Regions from separate parts of the Homo sapiens genome. Here region 2 is linked to region 1. A link is a loop called in an ENCODE intact Hi-C map of the cell type or tissue named here. Cell type or tissue: psoas muscle. All regions are shown on one strand. Links, peaks and the distances in the headings refer to the core of each region. The heading gives the core; the rest is flanking DNA. Region 1 has its middle 78 kb from the start of LINC02005. Region 2 overlaps PDZRN3 (PDZ domain containing ring finger 3).

Evidence for each region. Peaks named below come from ENCODE experiments on the same cell type or tissue, not always from the same donor. Only the 100,000 strongest peaks of a DNase experiment are listed, where the experiment ranks them.
Region 2: a loop joins it to region 1, with 2.3 times the contacts of the local background. A loop is called at or near these places in 4 of 110 quality-filtered maps.

What each region holds. Positions count from the first base shown.
Region 1 is chr3:73,726,135-73,735,938 of GRCh38, forward strand. No RefSeq gene overlaps it. Among named protein-coding and RNA genes, the nearest start is that of LINC02005, 78 kb to the right of the region's middle. In psoas muscle, for the core only: no CTCF peak of the experiment used is centred there; a DNase peak (open chromatin) is centred at 4,007; H3K4me3 peaks cover 861 bases; H3K27ac peaks cover 5,345 bases.
Region 2 is chr3:73,497,767-73,507,570 of GRCh38, forward strand. All of the region lies in intron 3 of PDZRN3 (PDZ domain containing ring finger 3), which reads right to left. Among named protein-coding and RNA genes, the nearest start is that of PDZRN3-AS1, 120 kb to the right of the region's middle. RefSeq lists enhancers at 1,729-1,808, 4,901-4,970. In psoas muscle, for the core only: a CTCF peak has its summit at 5,118 (motif pointing left); a DNase peak (open chromatin) is centred at 5,105; H3K4me3 peaks cover 1,909 bases; H3K27ac peaks cover 4,189 bases.

The DNA.
Region 1 (9,804 bases), core at 623-8,622:
GGATCCCTCAGGTTCAACACTGGGAGCTGGGATGGGTGCAGCTTCCTCAGAGACCATTGAGCCTCCAGGGGAGGGATGGATGCTGGAGGGAAACTGGGGCTCTGTGAGGGAGGAGGAAGAGGAGAATGCTGCACAGACAGTAAACAGGGTCTACTATAATTCCTAGTGTTTGCAAAGATCCAGATTTAGCTCCTGGGGAAGCCTAACTGTATTTCCTACCTTGTTACTTTATAATCTTCTTTCTTTTGTAGCTTCAACTCATTTCAGTAGATTATGTTATTTGCAACCAAAAAGATCCAGAAGTAAAACAAAGGCAGGTGGGAAGATAATGTAAGTGAAGGAAAAAATAGTTTGATATCCTCGTAAGTTTAAAGAAGGACTGTTATAGATATGAATTAAAATTGTCTTGCCTGTTGCCTTTTATCAGCAGATGTGGCTATGGGGCTTATCCGTTTACAAATTTGAAAAAGATGGAGAAAACTTAGGCTTCATATTGAAGATGCTGCAGAGTTTGCATGTGGGCAACAAAGGCTTCACAACAAACGAGGTGTCATGGGAAAAATAAGAGCTGAAAACGTTTCCTGCCTCTGGGAAGTTGGTGCTATGAAAGTTTCCTCTGCTAAGTAATCAAGTAGCACATTTCTCTACTGGTCTGTGAAGAAGAAGGCAGTACTATGGCTGACGAGTTAAACTTTTCTTTGCAGCTTCGAACCTCACTGTGCGTGAGAATCTCAGCATATGTGTCCAAGCCTACCTCTGCATGTTTGGGTTTAAATCAGATTCCTGGATACTGCTCTAAGGGATGACAGTCTTAGTAGGTCCTGTGGGTGCCTGGGAATCTGCATTTTAAACAAATGCTTCCTCCTCATCCTTTATTCCCCTCTCCTCTTCATGATTTTGATCCAGGCTTTGAGAATTTTGCTTTAGATGTAATGATTCTTGTCTTTTTCATGACTGAGGCAAGAGTTGGGAAAGACAGTGCTGCCAGCTTGTCGTGCTGCAGTGAGCTTACTCAGATCCGTTTGTCAGCTCAGCTTTCTGACTGCTTAGAGAGCCAGAGAAGCTGGCTCTTCTGGGAATGGCTGACATTCCCGCGACAATGGAATTTCCTTTGCTGCAGAAGATGTGGCTTGCATCACGCTGTGCACAGATTTTGTTGCTACTCAGTAAGATTTCCCTGAAGTGGCCTCAATTGAGTGATGGCTAGGAATGGGGCTTGCAGGCCCTGAGAGCACACTGATTGCAGTGTGAACATCATGCAGGGTTTTGCAATGCAGAGGAAAATGGTGTTGGGCCAGTGATCATGTCGGCTGCCTTATGAAATGTACTTCTTGTGCCCTCGCAGAGGAGTTACTCTTGATACTGACCAGGGTTAGCGGAAGTGATGAATGTATTTATATGTGTATATAACCCCTGATGGGTTGAAGTTTCTGTGTTTTCAATGGACTTTGATGTGGAGGAGAAAATACATTTCAAGAAGAAATCCCTGTAGGAGAGAAGCCTGGGTGCCTTCCCCCTCCCCCAAAGGCATTCTGATCCAGATAGAAAGCAGGCCCTGAGGATATAAAAATTTGAAGTGCTGTGGAAAACAGTAATTTCAGCTGGGACTGCTGGTGGGTGTGGAGAGATGACTCAGATTCATGAAAGAGAATCAAAGACATCCTGGAAAGAAGAAATGTGTTTGGTAGCATATGGCTGTTTTGCCTTTTTCTTTCTGGGAATGGGGGAGCTTTGAGAAGGAATACAGGGCATATACTAGTGTTAGGGAGGACTAGGGAGCTAGATGTCACCTGCCAAGGCCAGAGGTGTCCTTAGAAAGAACAATAGGCCATCTTGGTGACAGAAATGGTACTAGTGCTTCCTGGATAGCAAATACCAGGAACTCTGTAGCACTGCTCTCCTCACCCTTCCCCATAACTGACATTGCCAGTGGATCACAGTGCCCTTTTTCACTTGAGGCAGTCATTAGCAACACGTCAGAGTTAGCACTCCAGATGAGATTGAAGATACTTAAGCATTCCACCGAAGAAGATCAGAGAGAACTTCTCAGACCAGATGAAATGTAGAAACAAGACAAATATCACAGAATGGTTCCAAAGCTTCAAAATATCTTGGGGGATTCTCTGATTCCTTTCTAAGGACTGTGAGAAACCTAAGATAATTTATATCAATGACAATAAAAGCAGCTATTATTTGTCAAACACTTTCAATATGCAGGCACTGAGCTATTTTTGTGTCATTTAATCCTCATAGCAGTGTTGTGAGGGGCTGACATTCCTATTTTACAGGTGAAGAAACTGAGCTCAGAGAGGTTGATTGACTTTCTCAGGGTCACACAGCTGATAGGTTGTAGCCTACTGTCATTACTATATTTTACTCCCCCTGCAGTTACCCTTTTATCTCATTCCTCATATTCTCCCTCCAATGTTTATCTTATATTTAGAGTTTACCTGTCACCTATAGTCAGGTAGTGTTTCCTACACTCAAAAGGGTGCAAAACTGCATGGGTGCATGCACACAAATACACACACACATCCTCTAAGGGTAGCTAAGGCATCCCTCCCCTGTACTCCCACAGTACCTTATGATTACTCCAATCAAAGCACGTATCACTCTGTTTTTAATTCCCTTATTACTTATTTCCCCCATAAGACTGAAATCATTTAACACAGGGACTTTTTTTTTTTGAGACAGAGTCTTGCTCTGTCGCCCAGACTGGGGTGCAGTGGCGCAATCTCGGCTCACTGCAAGCTCCACCTCGCGGGTTCACGCCATTCTCCTGCCTCAGCCTCCCCAGTAGCTGGGACTACGGGCGCCCGCCACCACGCCCTGCTAATTTTTTTTGAATTTTTAGTAGAGACGGGGTTTCATCATGTTAGCCAGGATGGTCTCGATCTCCTGACCTCGTGATCCACCTGCCTCGGCCTCCCAAAGTGCTGGGATTACAGGCGTGAGCCACCGCGCCCGGCAACACAGGGACTTTCTTGTTTATTTTCTGTACGCTTTCGATAACTAAATTATTAAGATTCCAAGTTGTTCCATAACTTGGCAGAATACTATCTTGGTATCTTGAATGTGGTATCTCGTATTCAATGAGCAACCATATACGTGTTGCTCATTGAGTATTCTGACACCTTTTTTTCAATAAACTTCTGTATAGAAACACTGTGTGAACAGTACTTGCCAGTTGGTATTTTGAGCCCTCAAATTGGTGAGATTTTTGTAGGATAGGATAAAAGCTCTAAGTGAAATGCTATGATTCTTTCTTTCCCCAAAGAGTATGAGGCTCTTTGAGCAAAACACATGTGTATATGCATACTTCTGTCTATATACATTTTAATAATAACAATAGCTGTCATTGACAACTATTAATTGACAACTTAATATGTTATAGGCCTGTGCTAAGACCCCAAGTAACATTCTCTCATTTGTCTTTTGCCTTAGGATATGTTTTGAGCATAATTTTCCAGAAGAGAAAATTGAGGCTCAGAGAAGTTAGGAAATCTGCCTGAGGCCACACAGCCAGGAAATGACTGAGCTAATATTCTGACCTAAAACGTTTACCTACACAGTGTCAGTCTTAAGCAGGCATTTAGAATCCAGAGGGCTTGGGCTCAAGATTATCTCTCTCAGTCTGGTGAATGCAAGGTAATGCAAAGGATTAGCCCCAGTCAGACTTCTGACCAGCTCCCTGAGGTTTGTTTATCCTCTGAATTACCTGTGCGAAGATTTCTGCCATCGCCATCTCCCCTTTCTCTGCTTGTGGAGAGTGGGCTCAGGAGTGAGGGGAAGCATGCAGAAATTGTTAGTTGACACCTCGCCCTGGTCATTCCCATGACTTATGAGTGCACATCAGACACACAGTTGCCAAACACTCTCGCGTGATACTCATTTTCCCTGGGTCCCAGCTGCCTATGAGTCCAGAAAGAAAGCTGGGGCCAGCGCTGGGGTCAGCCAAACAAACAGATGGAGATGAGCAGAGGTGACAGCCGATCACTCCTCGGCATCTGCTGGGCCTGTCGCGGCTGCTCTGGCTGGCTGATGCCTTGACCCAGCTAATCCTGTTGGTCATCCTGGTGCCGGCTGTGTTGTGTCACTCATCCTACCCTTGGGGTGACTTCTGCTTTCCTTTGGAAAGTCAGATGGATAATGCTGGACTGCTTGCCTCCGTCCTGGTCTTGGGTCAGCCAAGCCCTCACATGGACTAAAGGGCTATCCAAGGTGCCAGTCTCTAGGGAGTTTACAGATAATATTAGTCTATCTCCAGGTACTTCCCATTTTGGCATTTTGTTATCTGACACCAACAGTGCTTCTATTCCTGCTGTGGTTAGCTAAGGTTTTAAGAATACCGTGCTAAAAGAGTAAAAGACCCAGGCTTATGTGGGGGTGGTTTTTTGGGTCCATGGCCACAAACTTCACCCATCCCTCTACCTCTCTAATAGTTCCTGAGCACCTATTATGTGCCAATCACTGTATTAGGATTACTGCCAAATCGATAGTGAAAAAATCCAATTTCATTAGTGCCACCACAGAACGTAGAATCCACTAGAGGAGCTGAAAAATAAACTAGCTAGAAATAGATTGATATAATTACGATTTGAGCAAAGTCATAAAGGAGAAGAGTGTTGCAGGAAGTGGTAGGTGAAGACCCAGAAGCAGCCAGCAGCTTTACTCCTTCTAGGAACTGAAAGGTGGCCCTGGTACTGGGGTGTGGTAGATGGCGGGGAGCGGGGAGGAGATTGGGAAGGCCAGGAGGGCACAGGTCAGATCATGTGAGGGAGCTTGAGCTTGTTTTTTTTTGTTTTTTTTTTTGTTGTTGTTGTTTTGTTTTAAGTTCCGGGATACATGTGTTGCCAGACGTGCGGTTTTGTTACATAGGTAAATGTGTGCCATGGTGGTTTGCTGCACCTGTCAACCTATCACCTTAGATATTAAGCCCCGCATGCGTTAGCTATTTATTCTGATGCTGTCTCTCCCCCGCCCACCCCCTGCCCCCAATAGGCTCCAGTGTGTGTTTTTCCCCTCCCTGTGTCCATGTGTTCTCATTGTTCAGATCCCACTTATAAGCGAGAAGGTGTGGTGTTTGGTTTTCTGTTCCTCCATTAGTTTGCTGAGAATAATGACTTTCAGCTCCATCCATGTCCCTGTAAAGGACATGATCATATTATTTTTTTTTTGTTTTTGAGACTGAGTCTTGCTCTGTCGCCCAGGCTGGAGTGCAGTGGCGTAGTCTCGGCTCACTGCAAGCTCCGCCTCCCAGGTTCAAGTGATTCTCCCGCCTGAACCACCCGAGTAGCTGGGACTACAGGTGTGTGCCACCACTCCCGGCTAATTTTTTGTATTTTTAGTAGAGACGGGGTTTCACCGTGTTAGCCAGGATGGTGTCTATCTCCTGACCTCATGATCCACCTGCCTCGGCCTCCCAAAGTGCTGGGATTACAGGCATGAACCACCGTGCCTGGCTAATCTTATTCCTTTTTATTGCTGTATAGTATTCCATTGTGTACATGTACCACATTTTCTTTATCCAGTCTATCACTGATGTGTATTTGGGTTGATTCCATGTCTTTGCTATTGTGAACAGCTTGGGTTTTATTTGAGTTTCACTGGAACACACTGAAGGGTTTCAAGCAGGTGAATGACATAATCTGGGTGACATTTTAAAATAACTCATCTTCTTGCAGTGTGGAGAATATTTGGGACAGAGTTAGAGTGGAAGAAGTAAAATAAATTAAGAGGCTATCACAGTGCCTCGGGAAAACTAAGATAGCTATAACAGCAGTGGAGAAAAGTCAAGGATCTTAAGATTATTCTTTGTGGTCATGTGGAAACAAAATGACAATAGGTCAATGGCCTGGGTGACTCAACTTCTCTGCTGCAAGTTAAAAATTCTAAAAAATAATCTATTTAGAAATTACCCTTCTCATCATGTATTAAGTGAAAGTAATTGGACAACTGAACACAGATTTTGTGCAAGAATATACATTGCAATGCTGTTCATAATAGCAAAAAATTCTCCATGAGTTTTTCCAAATATCAAACCTAGGAACTTGTTTAACATATCACAGTTCACTATATAATGCTATTACATGAAACAATTGTCATACATCTATTTATTGATATGGAGAGATATTCATAGTGTAGTGAGTGAATAGAGCATATTTAAAATCATATGGACAATATGATGATGCCATTGTTTGGTTACATCTGCAAAGAAAACTCTTAAATAACATGCAGTGAACATATTAACAATAATGAATACTGGGTATGAGAAATTATGGGCAATTACAAATCTTTTCATCATCTGTATTTTCTGTTTATTTCACCATATATTAGATTGGTGTAATTTTAATAATTTAAAAATCATTTCCTGTACATAGGTAGTGGATTAGATGTGATAAGCTTCAAATACACTACATATATTTATCTGTGTTGTTGCTAAACACATTGGTTTACTCACTGAATCTTTGTACGTGCCTTATTTTCCCCTTTCTCTTTTTGTAATCTTCATTTATGTCATTTTGGAATATCTTTCTCACTTTCCTTCCTTGTGTCTAAATTCACTCTTCCATAAATAGGGTGAGCACATAATTTCTTATACTAACTGCAACACTTATGAGAATGAAAAGAGGCTGGGTGCAGTGGCTCATGCCTGTAATCCCAGCACTGTGGGAGGCTGAGATGGGTAGATCACCTGAGGTCAGGAATTCAAGACCAGCCTAGCCAACATGGCGAAACCCTGTCTCTACTTAAAACATAAAAATTAGCCAGGTGTGGTGGCGGGTGCCTGTAGTCCCAGCTACTAAGGAGGCTGAGGCAGGACAATTGCTTGAACTTGGGAGGCAGAGGCTGTAGTGAGCCGAGATCATGCCATTGCACTCCAGCCTGGGTGACGGAGAGAGACTCCATCTCAAAAAAAAAAAGAAAAAAGAAAAAAAAAAAGAATGAAAAGAATAAATATGATACCAGGACAACAAGTATAAACTGATGTTGTCACAGCCAAATCAGTATACTTGGTCAATCATAGTAGCCCCTTAGTTAGTTTGTATTTCCACTATAATACTCTCTCTGCCATTTTGAACTCTAATTATTCTTATATTTCATCCTTGGCAATAGTTACAAATATACCTTTTGCTATTGGTTCTTTTTCAGATTGTTATTTACATCTTTGATCGTCATTGATCATTTCACCTGCTTGTATGTTCTTTGTTAACTGGATGCCAAACTCAGTAATAGCAGATACTGTGTTGTTTACAGGGCCCCTCTCACTTCAATGCTAGTACAATGCCTTATAACTCATAAATGCTTAATAAGTGTTGTGATTAGTTAGTAGTAAAATTGTTCCACTATTCCAGGCAAATGAAAAAAATATATAGTTAACTCAGGTCAGAAAGAGAGTGAAGGCAAGACCCCCTGGGAAGGTGCAGCTAGCAGAAACATTGCCAAATCAAATCAGGTTTCCAGTTTACCAAGAGTCAGCGAGCCCTATGGACATACTCTAACCCAAACTGGGGAAATTGGGAACAAATGATTTTGGAACCCCACATATTTGGGGATGGGGTGGGGAGACCTTCACAGGCTTGTAGGCCACATGGCAGTTTCAAGTTTTTCATACACAAGACTTGGAAGTGAAAGTCAGAAGTGATTAAAAATACACATCTTACAGATGTCTGGATACTGTTCAAATCCCCAAAAGTGTGATAGAAAATGCAGTTGCTTTCCAGATTTTTAGGGCGGAAAAAAAAGCCACCGTGGTCCCTTTGTCTCCTTATTAAATGGGTATGGTTCAAGTGACGTTTTAAATTTGTAGTGTTATGTCAGCTGCCTGTTTACCTTTTGAGCGGCCCTGAAACTGAAAACAGGGTAATTGGAGGAACACGTGATGTGTCCCAGGACATGAAAAGTCCGTATTATTTTTAGCATATGCCAAGTAAGCCTAGGTAAGTGTAACATGCATATAAACATAATTTATGGAAATGAAAAATATAAAAACCTTGATACTGTCTCCCTGATACCAAAATAGAACAAAATTATCGTCTTTTTACATTTTTCTACATTCTCATTTTTTAAAAGAAAATTTTAATTTTATTTATTTTACTTTTTAAAAAAGCACTCTGTAACCATGTCCAGCTGTTTGGCTTTGTTTATAATAACCTGTTTACTTATCATCAATTTAAACACATGATCTGAACATCTGTCTCCTTCTACCCCAACTTATTTGCTTTCAGTCTTTATTTCAGCTTGAACTTGAAGTCAACATCTTTTTTTCTGGGGCTCAAAGGAGTGCAGAGACCCTAGAGGTGTTTCCTTGCAGAGGACTTGAGAGGTATGTTTAATTTAAGAAGTCACATCCCCCTCCCTTCCTAAAAAAGAAAAAAAAAAAGAATTGTCTCTGTTACACAGGCAGAGAACAAAACGGGAAAGAAAGGCACTTTGTTTTGCCAGACAAAGACAGGCTATCAATTTTCATAAATCTGCATTCCCAAGACAACTGCTCATGTCTGGTAAGGGGTCTATTTCTTTGAACTTACATACCAGAAAGTATTTTTTCCCTTGTCTCAGAAAGCTGAAGAATACAGTTTAATAATAGTAGTATTTGTATAATTTAATCAATATAAGACAGATAATTTTATTGATCTCAACAATTCTTTTTCATAAGAATAGGGGTAGTGGACGTGGGAAGGGTGTGCAGAGCTGAATAGGGAAGTCTTAAACACAATTTATGCAAATACACTTTCTGATTGTCCAGAGAACACTCTTTGCAAATGTAAAAATTATACGTGTATGTGCTTGTTCATATGTATTTATGTGTATATCTATCAGTTGCTAATTATAATATGGACATTTACATGCAGTAATTAAACAAGAACCTGGCACATCTGAAAGAGGACTGACAATCTGTGATTAAAAAATATTTTGCAAAAAGCCAAACATTCCCCAAATTTACTGGTTTTCAAGTCTTATAACCTTTCATCTTGTTCTTTTCCTTCTTCCCCTCCAGTTTTAACCACTGAGCAACTGACACGCTTGGACAAATAAAACCCTAGCCATACACAGATATCAACACCAAGCATGCATATGTATAGTATCTGTTCATCTTAATTCATTTCTCAGCAAAGTTTTATACCTGGGTCTTTGAGACAGAGGGGGCTCATGTTGTTAAGACTGCCTAGCATACATACAGTTAGTTGTATAATGAGATCCCATAAATCGTTAAGCATAGATCAGTTAAAACAACACATTGAAAGAGGGCACAACTTGGATTTTTAAAGTTGGTAGTTGTTCCCGTGTATCCATAGTATCAGAGAGTGTCAGGCTTTGATTTTTGGGGTAATTTAGACCAGGGATTCCTACCTGGCTGATGACCTGAGTCATTTCATGTGCCTGACATATGTGTGGCTTTCCTGGCCTCTCTTCTAGAGATTTTGATTCAGCAGGATGGGGGGTTTCCTGAAAATGGTCATTTCTCACAGGTACCTCAGATAATTCTTGTGACGGGTCAATATGGGAAAATGGCACTTTAGATCTATGCCGCCCAGAGTGAGGTCCATGAATCAGAAGCTTCGGCATCACCTGTGCTTAGCAACCAAACGGCTCAAAGAGGACAGCCTGACTGATTTGTTTGTAGGAGATAGGGACTGATTTCGTGCAAGACATCCCAGAAGTGGGGCTTAAGGTAAGCTGGAGGGCTTGGCAAAGGAAGGTGTGAGGCAATGTTTCCATTAGGGATGATTGGAAAAGAAAGAGGCTAGAAAGGAAATATCCAGGGGCAGGTTGTGGGACTGCCAAGAAGAACATGACCTA
Region 2 (9,804 bases), core at 1,177-9,176, 230 kb before region 1:
GGAAAGAAAACTCATTTAGGGCCGGCACAGCGCCCCCCGTCCCCGCCCCCGCCAACAGCTCAGCGCAGTGATGGGGACGTAACAGGGGCACGACTCGAACCTCTGGGCCCACACCCACAAGAACCCCCCACCACTGCCCAAGGGAGAAGCACTTTAGGTATAGTATGCTGATAATTGAAGAGAGACCTGAAAGGGTGGTAGGGTCTGGGAAGATGCTGAGGTAACAACAGTTGAGCTTGCTGGTTCTAACTCCTTCCTCTCCTCTAGGCAGAGATCTGTTATATCTGAAGTTCCGCCAGAGAAGGTAAGGCCACAAATCCTGGTTATCTGCCTCTGTCATGTAGAGATACAAAAATCATCTTTCTCCCTCCCTCACTTTCCAGACATAGTAAGTCATCAATCCCTGTCACTCCACTTGAAAATACTTCCCAGACCCATCCCATTTTCTCCATCCTCCTGACTTGAGTTTCTATCTATCAAGTCCATCCACAGTGACTTTATGTGTATCCCGACTAACCTGAAAAGCTCCTGGCCTTCCCAGCTGGGATAAGTAGACATTCAGTGGTTAGTGTTGGGGGACAGTTGGTAGTATGTACCAAACTACCGCTGGCTCCAGTATCAAAAGAGAACACAGGACTCTAAGCACTGCTTTCACCAGAGTTAAACAACACCACCTAGGCATTTGAAAAATGGTCGAGTACTTTTTCCCTAACTGCAACATCAAAAACAATGAATTAATTGCTATTCCCTATAACCTAACGCTACCTTTTTGTGCTAGCAGGAGAAAGGGGGAGATGCTCCAAGCCCACAGTGATTCATAACTTTTTTTTTTTTTTGAGATGGAGTCTAGCTCTGTTGCCCAGGCTGGAGTGCAATGACACAATCTCGGCTCACTGCAACCTACGCCTCCTGGGTTCAAGCGATTCTCCTGCCCCAGCCTCCTGAGTAGCTGAGATTACAGGCACACGCCACCGCGCCTGGCTAATTTTTGTATATTTAGTAGAGACGGGGTTTCACATGTTGGTTAGGCTGGTTCTCGAACTCCTGACTTCGTGATCCACCTGCCTCAGCCTCCCAAAGTCCTGGGATTACAGGTGTGAGTCATCGTGCCTGGCCCGTATGTTAACTTTTTACAATACACACAGCATAGACCCAGATGCTGGCTGTGCGGGTCGCTGGTCAGGCTTGCTGCTTGTCTTCTGAGATACAAGCTGGGGTAGCAGGGTCCCAGCATAGGCAGAAACCAGGCTCTGTTCCTGCCTGAGAGACGAGGTTTAACCAGGAGATTCCCAGTGGCCGGTGACACCGCACGAAAGGGATAAACAACCACACGGCTGGTTCTTATGCTCCGTAATCACTCTGCTGAGTGTCCTGGATCCCTTACCACCTGCCAACAGCATGCCTCTTTCCTTGTCCCCTTCAGCAAATGCCAGGTGCCAGGCATTGCTCTGGGCACTGGTTACAAACATCAGTGAAGACCGGCGAGTCCTGATCTCATGGAGTTTTCATTTGTAATCCGTATAGTGTGATTAGGGAGCATCCATGACCAAATTATAAACCTACGAGGCCCAGGCTGGCCCCAGGTGACGCTGGTAACTCACATGGCCACACGCTGTGGTTTTCACACATGTAGGCTGAGCCATGAGCCGCTCCCCTCCCAGGCTCTCAGACCTGACTCACAGTCATCTCTGTCTCGAGTCCTTACACCAACTCACCACCTAAAACATATCTGAGGCATCTGCTACTATTCGTGTAAGGCTCCAGGGTGGATGCTCTAGATATTAACAACCACAAGTTCTGGATTTTCTGGAATGATCCTAATTCTGAAACTATTCTAGTCAATCGCTAGATAAGAAATCGATGAAATTTTAATATTGTGGCATCTAAATGACATCCTCTAAAATGCCCAAAGCCTGAGGTGGTGGTGGTGGTTGGGTCTTCTGTTAGATTACAAAAAGCAGTAAGGGGATCTGGGGAAGCTTCCCTGGCTCATACCTGGGTTTCCCACCTCCTAGTCGTATTTTCTTGGCAAGTTACATAATCTCTCCATGACATAACTTCCTTGCCTATAGTAAATGATGATAATGAAAGTACCTACCTCTACATTATTGTGATGATGAAATGAGTCAACATACAGAGCCTAGACCACAGCTGGCCACACAGAAAGCCTGGTGGATATTAGCTAATATTATTGTTGTGGTTGTTATTGCTATTTAGTGTTGAGGATTTCTTTCATTATTTGGAAAACCCCATCACCACAGGAATGGGGGTTACAAAGAAAGCCCTTGCTTTTTTTCCCCCACCTTCTAGACAGGGTCACACTATGTCACCCTGGATAGAATGCAATGGCGTGATCATGGCTAACCGCAGCCTTGATCTCATGGGTTCAAGTGATCCTCCGCCTCCCAAGTAGCTGGGACTACAGGCATATGCCACCACAGCTGGCTAATTTTTAAATTTTTTGTACAGACTGGGTCTCACTATATTGCCCAGGCTGGTATGGAACTCCTGGGCTCAAGCAATTCTCCAACCTCAGCCTCCTAAAGTGCTGGGATTATAGGCATGAGCCACTGTGCCTGGCTGTCCTTATTATTTATTATTATTTTTTTAATCTGTCACTAAGATTGAACTTGGCCTTTTAAAATGCTTTCTGATACTCCCCTCTCCAACCCCATTTCCACATGAGCTCTGCCACATTTCACTTTGGGCCCTGAATATTTCTGAGCTGAGTTGCCAGGACTGCTGAATGCTAATCACCATGGCTCCACTCTATATAAGTGTTGTTGCCAGAATAATCCTCTTAAAACACAGCCTTAACATGCTCTTTTCCTCCCAACAATGCCTTCTTGTTCTAGAGTGGATTAAGGGTAAAGCTCCTCATCTTTTTATGTTGGCATCTTACTAACCTAGCCTAGCCCACCTGCCAGTTCTCGCCTCCTCCCAAGCTGGGTCACCCCTTTAAACCACCTAAAAATTTATTCCAGGTCATTTCTACCTCTGTCCACCACACCAATGCCTTCTAAAGAAACCTCTTTTTCTCTCCAAAGCCTTCAATCTTAAGGCTTTCATTTCTTCACACAGCCTAACTGATCCACTGCTGCCTATGTGAATCTATCCACCAACTCTTCTGCTCATGTTGAGCTATATCATTTCTTTTTTTTTCTTACTTGGTGTTTTGCCTCCTACGTGCAAGTCTGGTCTCCCATGACAGACTCTAAAATTCTCAAGGGCAAGCATGGTGTCGTATATTCCTTGTTTTCCATCTTCTCTTCTCTTTCCCTACCAATGTCCGTGTAAGCAATTCAGAAATACTTGTAATTTTTGAAACTCTTTGCACAGCTTATCATTATAAACTCTTGCTAACATTTGGCCATAATTAATGAACCTGATTCGAGTCGCAAAATCCAAACACATAGCCACAGCTGTTGGGCTCTTAACAGCAGAACCAGTTTCCCCACTTGTTTTCCACCTTGGCTTAAAATCACATCCACTCCTCACCTGAGCTAGAGGCATCTCTCTGAGTCCTTTCCACTGTCAACTGGGACACGGGCTTTGGAGGTGATGCCCTCCATTCAGGATCTCATCTACTTTTAACATGTTCCTGGAGTTTGCTCATAGATTCTGTGGAATCTGTCTCTCCAACAGGGCACATCCATCCCATCTCCAGCTTCCCCCTTTCCCTATACAGGCCACTGTCATCACTCACCTTGACGACTGCAGACGACTCCTAACGATTCGACTGTCAGTCTTTCCCACTTCTAATCTAGCAATGGCTCATTCAACAAATACCTGCTGTGTGCCTACTATGTAAAAAGCATAAATAATAATGTTGGAAAGAAGTGGATGCAACGCGAGGCTCTCAGGGTGTCAAAGGAAAACCTCGTTAAACTTGGCTCTCTAGCTCCATATTTGGTGAGAATAAGGTGGGTGACATTGACATCCACATTCTAAAACAAGTCATTAGAAGGCCAGGTGTGGTGGCTCATACCTGTAATCCCAGCACTTTCAGAGGCTGAGGCGGGCAGATCACTTGAGGTCAGGAGTTCAAGAACAGCCTGGCCAACATGGTGAAACCCCATCTCTGCTAAAAATACAAAAAATTAGCCGGGTATGTTGGTACACACCTGTAATCCCAGCTACTCAGGAGGCTGAGGCAGGAGAATCGCTTGAACCTGGGAGGCGGAGATGCAGTGAGCTGAGATCGCATCACTGCACTCCAGCCTGGGTGACAGAACCAGATTCAGTATCAAAATAAATAAATGAAATGAAATAAAATAAAATAAAACAAGTCATTAGAAAATGAAGCTCCTTGAATTGCTGCTAGCTTGTAGACCAAATGCAACCGTTTTCTTAGAGCTGTGCTATTAAGCAAAGAGAAACAACAGTGGGCTAAGTGAGAAAAAAATAAGGCACTACTTACACATGTGCATCTTGATTTGGTTGCTCATGATGGAGAATCAAGTAAAGGGTCACAATGAAGAATCATGGCATGGAATCAGGTATAAAACCTTTTGTTTGGGGTAATAATTATGCATTCAGTCAAAACTATAACTTGGTTGCAGTCAAAATGATAGGTTTTTATTTTAAAAAGATTCCATTTCCATAATGGTGTTCTCTGGCATCTAAATAATTGCTTTCCTAAAAGATGGGAACTGTTAGGTGGAGCTGAGAAAAGATACTGAGTTCTCCATAAGTTAAGGCCACCAACAACTAAAATTATCTTCTCCAATATCCATTGATTCTATTTAACATTTATCTTTCTGAGTTTTCTTTTACTATAGCGGTTTCCCTTCAACTCCCTCCCTTGCCTTACCCATAAGGCTGCGTGGTCAGAATTCCTATTTTATGGTATGCTATGTTCTGAGACTGGCAGCTCATGAAACCAGGCAGCTGTAAGAAATGACAAATTTCAACAGTACAGCTATAGAGAAGGCAGCTCGGTCAAGGATGTTAAATGGTCAGATGGAAAGCAAATCCCCCAGAGGCCAGGTATTTCTAAAGATCAGCTGTGTGGCATCTTACAGAAAATCCTAGAGCCTGGTATCATTGAGACTGCAGCCCTCCTCTCTCAGTTGAAACGAATGATCAAGACGTGGTACCAGAGCACCACCTGCTGGCTCACAGGTGACAGTGTCTTACACAAAATACTTTCTACAAGATGGTCATTTTGATCTGTTAAGTAAGAATTTGCAAGAGACAGGTGTGAAAACACAGTTGTGGTTTTGCACTTCTGGGGCTGTGTATATGAATACTGTTGGTCAGAGAATATTATACTATCATGGATAGTAGTTTTGTTGTTTTGAATAAAACAATTTTATCTCAATGCTTTCTTGATTTTAACTTAAAAATTTTAACATTTTACTAACATAAAATGTCATGAAGTACTTTGGTAACCCAGTCCATTTAAAAGAAATTAAACTAGTTTTAGATACTAGTGTTTCCTTTATAAGCTAAACCTATACTTGTTTTAATGGTTCCCTCAAATTTTCTCTATTAGGTGCTACCTTTACAAGCAAATGTATAAGTGGTCCTTTATTTACTTGAAGATTCTGAGGTCATAAATCTGACGTAAGTTCCATTTACAAATGATGAGTGCGTTAAACATCTGGGAATGCATAACCAAAGTCTAGCATTACACATGAATATTTTTAAACCTCAAGGAAGTATGATTTCATTCTTTAAATACCAGGCTTCAAAAAAAGTATGATTTCTTCACTTTAAATCATTTCTTTATCCGTAAAGCTTTAATGAAAGTATTATTCCCATTGCTGTCTACTTGGCCTTATCCAATGAACAATAAAAAATTCTTCTTTTGCTTTGTTTGGTAGTTTTTGACTATAGAGGACATCATCTAATGCTTTTCCCTATGTACTTTGCAAGGTCTTAAATGACAATACAAGTACGTTTCCAAAAATGTAACACAGCATTTATTGTGTCTGAACTCAACTCTCTCAGTGCAACCATGAACGTGCCTTGAGAAACTTGGTAAAAGCTTTGAACTTTTTTGGGGCAGAAAGGTATCACAAACTGAAATTAAACCTAGAATTAAGGCTTTTATACAAAATGTATACAAAGATCAAGTTCTGCTCTCTGACACATAGGAAAGAAAGCAAGAGTGGGGAGGGGGAGAGCCTAAACAGATGTGTTTTTGTATCATGCAGTCGACTTCTGCATCTGAAACGTAACTCAGCGAAACAGAAACCCAGCCATGTGACTCCTTTTCTGTAGAGAATAGAGTTGAACACAGTATCCCGAAGTCACAGGGCATGTGCTAGACATTCACTTATTCATATTTCTGCCTTCTTTATAAACAGAAATTAATATTACACTGCTGTGTATGTGTGTCTGCTTTTCTTGAGTACTTTATTATTCTCTCCAGATGCCCACCTGATGTACCTCATTCTCACAATTAAAACAGTTATATGGTTAAACACACAGGAATAGACTTAGTTAGCATGTGGTGTAACAAATGAACTCACATAAAATTTACATGATTTAATTAGCTGATAATGGGTCATTAATTGAGGGACTGAAGAAAGGAAACATATTCTCTTGGACACATAAAGGCGCCATTCAGGAAGAATAGATTTGTTTTTACTCAGCCCTTCTCAGGAGAACCACCTGTGCAAATACGGGGCTCAAGTCAGATGACAAGCAGGGTTTTTATGGGACCAGGAAGATTTTCATCTCCATGACAACCTTCCTGGTTCCAAACAGAGAATGTTATTTTTCTGGACTCCTCATCTCAGCCACACCAGTGGACTCAATTCGGCCCTGACATGCATCTGAACACTCTTTCTTGGACAGCCATTATTAACCTGGGCTGCTTCTGACAAATCATTTGGTTGGTGATTACAGATCTGACATATTTTGTAATGACTCCATTTTCTGAGGGCTTCATTTTCAAGAAGTGAAATAATGCTGTGACTTAACACCTCCCTGCAACCACAAGCCACTTTCCCATCTCCAAAGTATACCACTTTTTATTAAGGAGGTCTTATACCCACATAAGTCACTAGCTTGTATATATAAAGATAACTGCGTTAGTATCATTTAAGTGCATGTATATGATCTAATTTTTCATTATATTAATTAACAACATAATTGATTGACCTGTGGGGAAATACACAAAAAGGCTTCCTGGGAAATTCTCTCCAAGTAAGTATGGAAAAAGCAAAACAACAATGTTTTCATATGAATGTGCTTGTGATAGGAAAAGGATAGTCTCTGTAGCAACTCCAGCAAGTGCCCTTGGCTCTTTGGAAATGATATTCTATCTAGTTTTTTATTTATAGCCAAATCCCGTTCCTAGTCTAAGATAGTGTGACACCCATGGGAGGTGGCTTGGAATTTGAGAGTATGAGATTACGAAGCTGAAGGCAAAGATTTTGCTTTTTAATTAAGAACTAAACTATACTTTTATACACGATGACATTTTATGTAACTGGTTACCCACGAATAATCATTTGGGAGCACTTCTGATATGAAATTACCCTCTGATTGAGCCCTTTGAGAAAACCCCAGTCCTTAAAGATAGACTTTGCTTCAGGATTCAAGGCACAGAATTAAAAGTCATAGAATTTAATTCACCCAACTATCTTTACTCCATCAAGATTTTTGTTATTGTTTTAGCAGAATCAGACTACAAATACACTGGGTAGAAATAATAATGCAAAAATACCTCTCCCAAACAAAAATTGCAAAACATCAATTGGTTATTCAAATTAAAAAAAACATTTTATTTAACAAACCAGTAGACCTATCAGAAAATCAGGATTTTTCAAATTGTCTACCTTGTGGATGATATTCTATTGAATTTGTCAAGCCTTCGAAGCTTGGAACCTTACAATACGAATTACTATTTGTTTAATATACATATTACTAAGTAACTTGTTTATTAAAGGTCATTTATTTTCATCATCAGAAACTTACTGGGTATCAGAAGAGCACACATATTCAAACTGCATCAGTTTATAGGTGATTTGATATGTCCTCTTGTTTTTTTAAAAAAAAACAGCACATAAAGTCAGTGTGAGGAAAAATAAGCTCTATTTAAAAATTTGAGGCAAAAAATAAAATTGCGCTGGATTAGAGACCCCCAACCGACTTTCCAACCAATCCCTCTGTAATAAGCACAGAGGAGGCACTCAACCATCTTTTGGATGGTCAAGTGAACTCATTTAAATATGACAAGTATCCCCCCTAAGACTCCCATGAATCAACACAGCCACAAACCATGGAACTCAGGTACGGGCAGGTAGAGAGCAGGTAGAAAAAAAATAAAGGAAATGGTGTCCACTGTGATCCCCTCCATCCATGTGAAACTCATTATCTCTGCACTGAGATAAAATACACAAGATATCCTCAGAACAATTTCAAGTCTGAATATCAACATAAGCAGAATAACAGGGTGCAGGTGGTACCTCAGGGCTGAGAGAGCACAGGCCCCAGGGCTGGTCAGGTTGATCTTGCAACGTCCGTTTCTGAAGTCGGGCCTGGGCAGGATAACAGTTTTCTGATCATATAATTAATGATTGGCATCTCCCAGTCTCAGGAAAAGGCAAACCATATTCAGGGAATAAATGTGTACAACAAAGATGAAAAGGTTGACATCTTTAATACAAATAAAGCTTTTCTACATCAATAAGAAAAAAGATAAACAGCCCAGCCCAGTAACAGGGAACATAAGCAACTGCACCAAAGAAGAAATACAATTGGCTAATGAAAAAGAAAATAAAATTCAATCCAACTAGATAACAATCAGCTACTCAAATAATCTAGTGCCACTTTTTACTCAACAACATGGCCAAAGTTGAAAATAACCCTGTATTATGGAAGGGGCAGGGAAAAGACTTACTCGAATATGATCTGTGGGAAAGCAATAGTCACAACTTTTCTGGAGAGATATCTAAAATGATGACACAAATATTCCAATTCTAGAAATTTTTCTTAAGGAAAACATAAGTTAATGGAAGGATTTACATATAATTATCTTCAGGCACGGTGGCTCATGCCTGTAACCCCAGTACTTAGGGAGGTTGACGCAGGAGGATGGCTTGAGCCCAGGTTGAGGATGCAATCAGCTATGACTGTGCCACTGTACTCCAGCAGCCCAGGTGACCATGTCTCAAAAAAAAAAAAAACAAAAAAACAAAAAAAACTTCAACCCAGCATTGTTTTTAATGGTAAAAATAACCATAGTAATAGGTGAGGTAAATTGCATCACAGCCAGCACAGGCATAGGTTGAATACTACATAGCCATTAAAAGCCCTGAGGCTGAAAAACTACCTAATGACAAAATATTGTTTGTGGAACACTGCAAAGTAAAAGTAGGCAACAATACACTCAGAAAATGATCTCTTTTTAAAAACATTTATGCACACATATAAGCATAGATTTCATTCTCATTTTTTTTTTTGAGACGAAGTCTCGCTCTTGTCCCCCAAGCTGGAGTGCAATGGTGAGATCTCAGTTCACAGCAACCTCTGCTTCCCGAGTTCAAGTGATTCTCCTCCCTCAGCCTCCCGAGTAGCTGGGATTACAGGCACCTGCCACCATATGCCTGGATAATTTTTGTATTTTTAGTAGAGATGGGGTTTCACCATGTTGGCCAGGCTGGTCTCAACTCCTGACCTCAGGTGATCCGCCCGCCTTGGCCTCCCAAAGTGCTGGGATTACAGGCGTGAGCCACCGTGCCCGGCCATTTCATTCTCATTTTCTACCACCCCCTCATGAAGCACACGTAAGGCATAGGTATTTTTCTGTATTGTGAGATGACAGGTTACTTCTCACTCTGAGCTTTC